2 separate regions of the Homo sapiens genome follow, and region 2 is linked to region 1. The links are chromatin loops, found by intact Hi-C in ENCODE. Cell type or tissue: sigmoid colon. All regions are shown on one strand. Each heading gives the region's core, and the rest is flanking DNA. Links, peaks and the distances in the headings are about the cores only.

The links. A loop is a pair of places that touch in the nucleus more often than their neighbours do. Peaks named below come from ENCODE experiments on the same cell type or tissue, not always from the same donor. Only the 100,000 strongest peaks of a DNase experiment are listed, where the experiment ranks them.
Region 2: it touches region 1 in a loop (13-fold over the local background); 98 of 110 quality-filtered maps call a loop at or near these places.

Annotation. Positions count from the first base shown.
Region 1 is chr21:34,349,372-34,354,750 of GRCh38, reverse strand. It overlaps LOC105372791 (a long non-coding RNA gene), which reads left to right. Exons shown (of 3, transcript NR_188571.1): 3 at 1-1,745. Among named protein-coding and RNA genes, the nearest start is that of KCNE2, 12 kb to the left of the region's middle. In sigmoid colon, for the core only: CTCF peaks have their summits at 2,593 and 2,794; a DNase peak (open chromatin) is centred at 2,814.
Region 2 is chr21:33,921,178-33,926,556 of GRCh38, reverse strand. No RefSeq gene overlaps it. Among named protein-coding and RNA genes, the nearest start is that of LINC00649, 7.3 kb to the left of the region's middle. In sigmoid colon, for the core only: a CTCF peak has its summit at 2,372 (motif pointing left); DNase peaks (open chromatin) are centred at 1,623 and 2,366.

The DNA.
Region 1 (5,379 bases), core at 122-5,121:
TTTACAAGGTACTAAGATTATCATTCCGATGAAAAAGACTCTGGAAAAGAAAGTTTTCACCTTTTCAAAACCATTAACAATACATGACGTTTCTAATTGAGCTCACAGAGTAGGAAGCTTTCCTTGATGCTATTAATGTGAGCACAATGGTTTTGTGAAAAGCTGGAAATGGGGGCATTGAGAATCTCTGGTAATTTCATTTAGCTATGCACTGAGCTTCTACTTTCTCTGTGCCTGGTTCAGAATATTAGAAGAGATGGCAATGATTCTGGAGTGGATTACACCATTTGACTGAGGAACTACTGGAATTTTCTTCTTCTCTAAGATACACACAAGCATGACGACTTCCAATGAACAGGCCTCACCAAGAACTCTCCAAACATGTAGGGTTTCTTTAGTTTATCAATGAAACAAGCAACTTGGTAGGATGCTTCTGAAATGCCGCTGCTGTGATAGAGCAAACCAAGTTTTGATAAAGTTGATTCTCTTCTGATGGAGCCTTCCCCCAAGGTGCTTTCCCAGCCTTGCTGGCTTCATGCTTCTGGGATTGAGAAGCTTGTCACCATCATCAACAGGCCTAGTTTGCAACGGAAAGCCAGAGAACGTCTCAGCTTCCTTGTGTTCTGTTTGCCCTGACATTACTGAACTTTAGCAAGACCCAAAGTTAACAAAGACCCCTGTCACAGGCCGAATGGCAGGGTATGTTCTTTGATTTCTGTTAGTGGAAAATGAATGTAACACAGAGATCACATGGGCTGTGAGGCCCCCCTGTAGCCTCCAGCACCCTTTCTTCCTGGAGCATGAATCTGGACGGAAATGGTGCCGTATTAGGTTTGTTTTACAAAGATGATTTTCAAAGAGGAAGAGGATCAAAAGAAACAGAAAAGAACCCCCAGCGTGCAGGCCACAGGTGTGTGGGGGTTAAAACTGGATGGGAAGGAGAGGGGGAAGTCCTGGAACTCAAGGAGGCACAACCGTGGGGGCTTCATTTTCCCCAGGAACTATAAAAGGCCAATGGGCTCTTGTAGGAAAAAAGCAGATCAGCACAGATGGGAGCAGAGAAAGGGCTCTCACAGCAAATTTTGCCGGCTTTCCAGTTTTTCCATAGATCAGACCACTTTTTGGCCTTTGCTTAGAACCATCAAGCTTCCTCCTTAGGCATCCAGCACAGCTCTTTCCATATATGTGGCGGTTTTTTGTTTTGTTTTAATAAAGAAAAATGTTTATAAGCATTGTACACATTGCATACTGGAAATCTGCCAAGAGAGTAGGTTTTAGGTGCTCTTACCACACATACCCCCCCCCAAAACACACACGAACATGGACATGTTAATGGTTGGTGTAATATGTTAACGGTATGTTAATTTGCTTGTCTGTGGTAATCACTCCACATATGTACGTCAGAACATCTTGTTGCATATCTTAAATACAGACAATAAAAAAAGAAAATCTTGGCTGGGCGTGGTGGCTTTTGCCTGTAATCCCAGCATTTTGGGAGGCCAAGGAGGGAGGATCACATGCCAGGAGTTCGAGACCAGACTGGGTTAACATAGTGAGATCCCATCTCTACAAAAAAAAATTTTAAAAAGAAAATCTTTGAAAAGTTAAAAGAGAAATATTGAAGAACAGTGAAAACAGGTGTTATAGAAATCATTTTAGTTCTATATAAAAACTTTTATTTGTTTGTAAATAAAAATATTTGATATTTACATTCCATCGTTATTAAATGTTGTATCTTTTTCTGACAGATATGTATGTATTAGTTCATTTTTACACTGCTATAAAGACATACCTGAGACTGGGTAGTTTATAAAGAAAACAGGCTAAACCTCTTAAACTTTGGCTCATGGTTCTGCAGGCTATACAGGAAGCATGATGCTGGCATCTGCTCAGCTTCTGGGGAGGCCTCAGGAAACTTACAATCATGACAGAGGGCAAAGGGGGAGCCAGCACTTCTCATGACCAGAGCAAAAGGAAGAGAGCTGGGGGCGATGCCACACTTTTAAAGAACCAGATCTCACGAGAGCTCACTTACTATCACGAGAACAGCTCCAAGGGGATGGTGGTGCTAAACCATTCATGAGAAATCTACCCCCATGATCCTCTCACCTCCCACCAGGCCCCACCTCCAACACTGGGGAATTACAATTCGACATGACATTTGCTGGGGACACAGATCCAAACCATAAAGACATATTTTTTGACAACATCTCCTTATTCTCACAGCCTTTCGTTTGGGCAGATTTTGAAGTGGGTTTTCCCTGGAACTTTTGTTTCTGATTCAGAGACAGAAGCCCAGGATGGAGAGTGCTCAGGGCAGGAAAAGCGCCCCCAGCTTCTCCCTGGGAACACCCCCCACCACCATGGAGTCCCACCTCCGCTTTCCCGATGCTCTCAGGTTTGGACTCAATGGGGACGGAAGCCAAAGCCAAGCACCTGCTCCCTTAAGAAATCTTTTCAAAGGATTCCATGTCCTTGAAAATTTAGAACAAACCCATGGTTCCTTGCCTTGTCTTAAAGGAAACTCATCTCCAGGCCTCTCTGGGATTCCAAAGTGGGGTGGCTTTCAGAATTTGCTTCCAATTAGCAACCTCACGGAGATAGCACAGCTTGACTGAGTATTCAGAAAGGGCATGGCCCAGGAGAGCCTGCTGTCTACATCTGGAGAACCCCTGCCAACCACAGTCTCGTTTATTGTCTTTCAAACCTCATTAGGCAGGGTGTTTACCATAGGGTCCTTTTTGCTAGGGCCAGAGAAAGAAAAGTCTAAATCTCAGGCTGTGGTATTCAAAATGGCCACAATGTGTCCCCACTGTGCTGCCGAGTGTGCCTGGTTCATACGCAGCAGTCAAAGTCCAGAAGTGTCACCTCTGCAGTGACAATGAAAACCAGCCTCATGTGCTCTGGGCAGGTGGCGCTCCCTCCGCTGCCTGCAGTGGCTGCCAACAGCCCAGAGAAAGGCTTTGAAATTTGCTTTTCTTTTTTCCTTTTTTTCCCCCAAATTTTAGAGAATGTAGGATACAACCATTTTGTACATTTCTCTCTTTTTAAGTTATTTTTTCAAAGAATTATAGATTCACAGGAAATTGCAAAAATTTTGTGTGTACCCTTCACCCAGTTTCTTCCAATAGTAACATGGGACATAGCTATAGTATAACATCAAAAGTATGAAATTGATGTTGATATAATCCTTGTAGTTACATAGACCACAGACCATATTCACATTTCACCATTTTTACATGCACTCATTTGTGTGTGTGTGTGTGTGTAATTTGATGCAGTTTTTTTTTGAGATGGAGTCTCTCTCTGTTGCCCAGGCTGGAGTGCAGTGGCATAATATCAGATCATGCAACCTCTGCCTCACAGGTTCAAGCAATTCTCTTGCCTCAGCCTCCCAAGTAGCTGAGGTTACAGGTGCCCGCCACCACTCCCAGCTAATTTTTGTATTTTTAGTAGAGATGGAATTTTACCATGTTGGTCAGGCTGGTCTTGAACTCCTGACCTCAGGTGCTCCACCTGCCTCAGCCTCCCAAAGTGCTGGGATTACAGGTGTGAGCCACCATGCCCAGCAATGCAATTTTTTGTGTGTAGCGGGGACAAAGTCTTGCTCTGTCACCCATGCTGGAGTGCAGTGGCATGATCACGGCTCACTGTAACCTCAAACTCCTGGGCTCAAGCAATACTCCTGCCTCAGTCTCCCAAGTAGGTGGGACTACACACATACACCACCACACCCAGCTAATCTTTTGTGATTGTTATTTTTTGTAGAGATGGGATCTTGCTAGGTTGCCCAGGCTGGTCCTCAACTCCTGGTCTCAAGCGATCCTCTCGCCTCGGCTTCCCAAAGTGCTGGGATTATAGGTATGAGCCACCACACCCAGCCTTGATATAATTTAATCTGATGTATAGATTTGGGAAACCACCACCAAAACCAAGGAACAAAATTGCTATATCACCCTTAAGAAACTCCCTAGTGCCACCCCTTAATAGTTGAACCCTTTCTGCAATCCCTAGGCCATGGTAACCACTAAGCAGGTATCCCCTCTATAAATCTGTTATTTTGAGAACGTTAAAGAAATAAGAACAGACAGTAGGCAACCTTTTGAGATCAGCTTTTCCTCACTCTATATAATGCTCTTGACATCCATCCGAGTTGTGTATATCAAGAGCTAGTTTCGTTTTATTGCTGAGTAGTACCCCATCATATGAATATTTAACCATTAAATATCTGTTACTCTGAGTTATTTCCAGCTTTTGCTATCACAAATAGAGATGCTATGAAAGTTCATGTACAGGTTTTGGTGTGAACATACATTTTCATTTCTTTGGGCAATCTCTGGGTTACATAGCAGGTACATGATTAATTTTATAAGAAACTGCCAGATGAGTTTTCAGAGTTGCTAGACCATTTTACATCCCTACCAGTAATGAATGAAGATCCAGCTGCTCCAAATCCTCACCAACAGGGCTGTGCTTTTTGTATTCCTTGGTCATGAACTCTTAGGATTCAAGAATGTTAGAATTAGCCAAGGGTGGTGGTTCACGCCTGTAATCCCAGGATTTCAAGAGGCAGAATTGGGAGGATCACTTGAGCCCAGGTTTGAGACCAGCCTGGGCAATGTAGTGAGACTCCTGACTCTACAAAGAAAAATAAAAATTAGCCAGGTGTGGTGGTGCATGCCTGTGGTCCCAGCAACTCGAGAGGCTGATGGGGGAGAATCACTTGAGCCTAGGAGGTCAAGGCTGCAGCGAGCTGGGCTTGTACCACTGCACTCCAGCCTGGGCAACAGAGCAAGACCCTGTCTCAAAAAAACACAAAACAACTATATGGGGCCTTAAAGATGATCTAGTCCAGCCTATTGATTCTACAGAAAAAGGAACCAAAATTCTATAAGCATCAATTCCTTCTTTAAAAATTCTTAGTATTTAGGCTGGGTGTGGTGGCTGACACCTGTAATCCCAGCACTTTGGGAGGCTGAAGTGGACAGATTGCCTGAGCTCAGAGTTCAAGACCAGCCTGGCCAATATGGTGAAACCCTGTCTCTACTAAAAATACAAAAATTAGCCAGGTATGGTGGTGCACACCTGTAGTCCCAGCTACTGGGGAGGCTGGGGCAGGAGAATCACTTGAACCCAAAAGGCAGAGGTTGCAATGAGCCGAGATGGTGCCACTGCACTCCAACCTGGGCAACAAAGCGAGACTGCGTCTCAAAAACAAAACAAAACAAATTATTAGCATTTTTCACTACCTTCCCTGTTTGCCCAGTCTCAGAAAGAACTGTCTCCTCTTCATAACATCTCTGGAAACTTGTCAAAGGTTGGGCAAGAACTTAGGTCCTTGTTCGAGCCTCTGGGAAAGGTCTTGCCCAGGAAACTTGA
Region 2 (5,379 bases), core at 175-5,174, 430 kb after region 1:
AACCTGCAAAATTGGAGAAAATTTTCGCAACCTACTCATCTGACAAAGGGCTAATATCCAGAATCTACAATGAACTCAAACAAATGTACAAGAAAAAACAAACAACCCCATCAAAAAGTGGGCGAAGGACATGAACAGACACTTCTCAAAAGAAGACATTTATGCAGCCAAAAGACACATGAAAAAATGCTCATCATCACTGGCCATCAGAGAAATGCAAATCAAAACCACAATGACATACCATCTCACACCAGTTAGAATGGCAATCATTAAAAAGTCAGGAAACAACAGGTGCTGGAGAGGATGTGGAGAAATAGGAACACTTTTACACTGTTGGTGGGACTGTAAACTAGTTCAACCATTGTGGAAGTCAGTGTGGAGATTCCTCAGGGATCTAGAACTGGAAATACCATTTGACCCAGCCATCCCATTACTGGGTATATACCCAAAGGACTATAAATCATGCTGCTATAAAGACACATGCACACGTATGTTTATTGCGGCATTATTCACAATAGCAAAGACTTGGAACCAACCCAAATGTCCAACAATGATAGACTGGATTAAGAAAACGTGGCACATATACACCATGGAATACTATGCAGCCATAAAAAATGATGAGTTCATGTCCTTTGTAGGGACATGGATGAAATTGGAAAACATCATTCTCAGTAAACTATCGCAAGAACAAAAAACCAAACACTGCATATTCTCACTCATAGGTGGGAATTGAACAATGAGAACACATGGACACAGGAAGGGGAATATCACACTGGGGACTGCTGTGGGGTGGGGGGAGGGGGGGAGGGATAGCATTGGGAGATATACCTAATGCTAGATGACGAGTTAGTGGGTGCAGTGTACCAGCATGGCACATGTATACATATGTAACTAAGCTGCACAATGTGCACATGTACCCTAAAACTTAAAGTATAATAAAAAAATAAAAATAAATAAAAAATAAATAAAAATTTAAAAAAAGAAGGTAATGAAACAAAGCATTAACATTCCAAAATGGAAGGCCGGGGGCGGTAGCTCACACCTGTAATCTCAGCACTTTGGGAGGCCAAGGCGGGCAGATCACTTGAGGCCAGGAGTTCGAGACCAGCCTGGCCAACATGGTGAAACCTCATCTCTACTAAAAATACAAAAAGATTAGCCGGGTGTGGTGGGGCGCATCTGTAGTTCCAAGTACTCTGGAGGCTGAGGCAGGAGAATCGCTTGAACCCAGGAAGCAGTGGTTGCAGTGAGCTGAGGTCATGCCTCTGCACTCACTCCAGCTTGGGGGACAGAGCGAAACTCCGTCTCAAAAAAAAAAAATCCATAATGAAGCATGATCCATGTTTGCATTCATCTTGCCTCTATTGAAAGACAAAATACTGCATTTAGAGGGGACTGCATCCTGGGGATGAGAGTAACAGCTCTAGTTTGTGGTGTGCCGACTCCTTGCCCACGCTGCGTTAAATGTTTTGCAGGCATTACATAATTTACATGATATATACCATCACTATCTCCATTCTCCAGGTAAGGAAATGAGGCAGGAGGTTAGGCAACTTGCCCAAGTCACACAGCTGGTGAAGGGAAGGGCTGCAATTCCAACCCAGGCCCTGGGGCTGCAGAACCTGACGCTGCCTCTGCAGGAACAACAGGATCATAACCAGACTCCAGTGACCCAGGTCCCCCAGGCCCCAAGGCTTGGCCGCAGCTGGAACTGCAGAGTGCTTCATGACATCAAAAAAGGGCACCAAGCAGGTCCAGTTTACTATTAATACATTCATTCCTCATCTCAATTTACAGTCTGTTTTGATTCAAATCAATGAACAGAAGAATGTTCTGCTGTTTATCATTTGTTCATTCCTACAGTCATTACCGTCTTCCCCAACAAGGCACCCATTTAGTGGCATAACTTCTCCCTGAACTGCCCTAGCCCCAAAAGAAAAAGGACTTTGATATCAGAGTTACGGATCTGCTCCAAGCCAGCAGCACTTTTCTGTGAAGCCCGTGGAGCAGATATGAAAACCTGGGCGAGATGACTCCAACCTGGGTTGCTATGGGAAGTCTGAGGGGCTGGGTGGGCAGGGGCTGTGGAGCTGAAACATTAGAAGGGGTTTGTTTCTAGGGTTTCTAAAGCTAGAAACTCCTAGAAGGTTTGCAGCCAGGGGACAACAAACTGTAGCTATCTGGGCCCGCAAACACCAGGAGCCTGGATTAGAGCATTTGGCAAGGGACCCTTTCATTTGCAGACCTCACAATACTCCGATTCTTTCTTGCATGTGAGCGAGAACAACACCGAGGTTTGTAGAAGGAAAGCTCTAGAACAAAATTCATCCCGATGCCAGAGGCTTCCTCACAATGTGAGGAGATGGCGCCCCCTCGTGTCGAGATGATCCTTCAGCACCTGGACCAGGCTGAGAGCGGTGACCTTGAGCACTAAGCAGGTGGTGGCTTCAAGATGGGCTTGACCTGCAGTGGGGAGAGGCCTGGGCCCCACAGTAGGTGACCAGTTCCCACGGCTTGGGGTCCTCCGTCTGTCACCTTGCAGATACAGGAGGTCTATACTGCAGACCCTCCTAAAGCAGCTTTCTCTAAAGATGCAAAAAACCACCAAGCTGTTTTTAGATGTGCTATTTGCTGTTTTTCTCTAGCAGATGCGCCAAGTCCTAAAGATAAACAGTTTAAAATGATATGGATTCAGTACCTGGAATCCCATTGTCCATTTCTATCAACACTTTTTTTGTTGAAAGCCTGATCGGTTCCAGCCCAGTGACCTCCATAGATTGGCATGACTCCCCTAAAGCCCCCTTTTTGTAAGTGCTAGAGATCCTTGCTGAAAGCTGTCAAGGGCACTTTCCCATCCTTTGGGTTTAAACAGAAAGACCAGCTACATGTAAAAGCCCATCACCCCAAGACAACAAGTGGCTCTGGTCTGCTAGAAAGGATTCATGCAGTTTTTTAAAATGAACTCAGAAAAGAAAAGAACAGAAAGACAAAATTGAAGCAGAATTCACTCCAAGATAAATAAATACTTGAACAATGCAAACATTTCTCAGGTCCTTCTGGTGTGACAAAATGTATAGGGGCCAGACATGGTGGCTCACATCTGTAGTCCAGCTCCTCTGGAGGCTGAGGCAGGAGGATGGCTTGAACCCAGGGAGGTCGAGGCTGCAAGTGAACTGTGATGGTGCCACTGCACTCCAGCCCGAGGGACACAGCAAGACCCTGACTCAAAAAAAGAAATGCACAGGGAAATTGTTATTACTATCCTTTGCTCTGAACAAATACCATCCTTATCTGCATTCTGCAGAGCTAAAGAAAATTCCCCCAGGTTGGAGGAGTCTACGTTAAAGCTAAGCTTTGGAAGGAATTTAAGAGGTAATCTGATCCAATTCCTCAGTCTTTCATGGATCTCCTTAACTTGAGGCAATTGCCTTTCATATCAGAAGCTGTGTTATCAGAAACCACAGAGGATGTATCTCCCCTTTAAGGGCCATAGTCATTAATAAGTGACAGGATCGTGTCATCCTTTTTTTTCTGATTATAGTAGTGACATATGCTCACTACTATAGTGTAGTGAGCATTTTTCACTGTGTAGAAAAACACACAGTGTGGTTTGTAATTTTTCCTCATGTCATTAAGTACTTTTTATGTCATTAAATACTTTTTGAAAATCTCTGTATCTCTTTTTTTTTTTTCAGACAGGGTCTCACTCTGTTGCTCAGACTGGAGTGCAGTGGCACAATCACAGCTCACTGCCACCTTGACCTCCTGGGTTCAAGCAATCCTCCCTCCTTAGCCTCCCAAGTAGCTGGAACTACAGGCATGATGTGCCACCATGCCTGGCTTTTTTTTTTTTTTTTTTTTTTTTGGTAGAGATGCGGTCTCACTATGTTGCCCATGCTGATCTGGAACTCCTGGGCTCAAGTGATTCTCCCTGCCTCGACCTTCCAAAGCACTGAGATTATAGGCTTATGCTTATAGTCCTGCATCCAACCCTGAAAAATCTCATTTTAGTGGCTACATAATATGCCATTTAAAAAGCCATTTTCTTATGTTCAGACATGTGTTTCTAGTTTTTTGCCGTTTTAAAGCTGAGTGTGGTGAGCATTTTCCACATTAACACTGGTCCAGATTTCTGACTAGTATAGATTGGAAGCGTTCTTTCTGGGTTAAAGGAAAAGTCACTTTTAGCCGGGTGTGGTGGCACAAGCCTGTAATCCCAGCACTTTAGGAGGTGGAGGGGGGAATATCGCTTAAGCCCAGGAGTTCAAAACCAGCCTGGGCAACATAGTAAGACCCTCATCTCTACAAAAAGATAACAGAATTAGCTGGCGGCATGGTGGTGCATCCCTATAGTCCCAGCAACTAGGGAGGCTGCGGTGGGAGGATTGCTTGAGCCTGGGAGGTTTAGGCTGTAGTGAACCATTATTTCACCCCTGCACTCCAGCCTGAGTGACAAAGTGAGACCCTGTCACACAAACAAAAATTTATTTTAAGTCACTTTTTTTTTTTGAGGTGGAGTCTCACTCTGTCGCCCAGGCGGGAGTGCAGTGGCACAATCTAGGCTCACTGCAACCTCCGCCCCGCGGGTTCAAATGATTCTCCTGTCTCAGCCTCCTGAGTAACTGGGATTACAGGCATTCACCACCATACCTGGCTAATTTTTGTATTTTTAGTAGAGATGGGGTTTCACCCTGCTGACGAGGCTGGTCTCAAACTCCTGACCTCAGGTGATCCGCCCGCCTCGGCCTCCCAAAGTGCTGGGATTACAGGTGTGAGGCTTTAAGTCACTTTTTAAGCCTTTGAGTCACTTTTTTAAGAGCATGTACAGTGAGGGTCTGATGCCACCACACTGCTCATTTCTACCACTGCATATGGTTTCTTTGTAGAGAAAATAAAACAGCGAGCAATATTTATTTTGAATTGAAGGTCAGTGTAAACAAAAACATCGAGATTAGATGTCCGAGTTTTGCCCTGTGGCCTTGGGCAAGTACCTTTGACTCCATTGGCCTCAACTACTAAAATATTAAAATAACTCATTTTTAAATGATTTGAGTTTGTGCAGAGAGAAAGCGCGATAACTGCAGAGTGCTAAGTCTCTTCACTTCTTTTTCTTTTTTTGTTTTTTTTTTTTTTTTTTTGAGACAGGGTCTCACTCTGTCACCCAGGCTGGAGCACAGTGGTGCGATCTTGGCTTACTGCAACCTCTGCCCCTCAGGGTTCAAGTGATTCTCCCACCTCAGCCTCCCAAGTAGCTGGGACCATACGCCCAGCTAATTTTTTTTTTTTTTTTTTTTGTAGATACATTGTTTCACCATGTTGCCGAGGCTGGTCTTGAACTCCTGAGTTCAAGCCCATCTGCCCACCTCAGCCTCCCAAAGT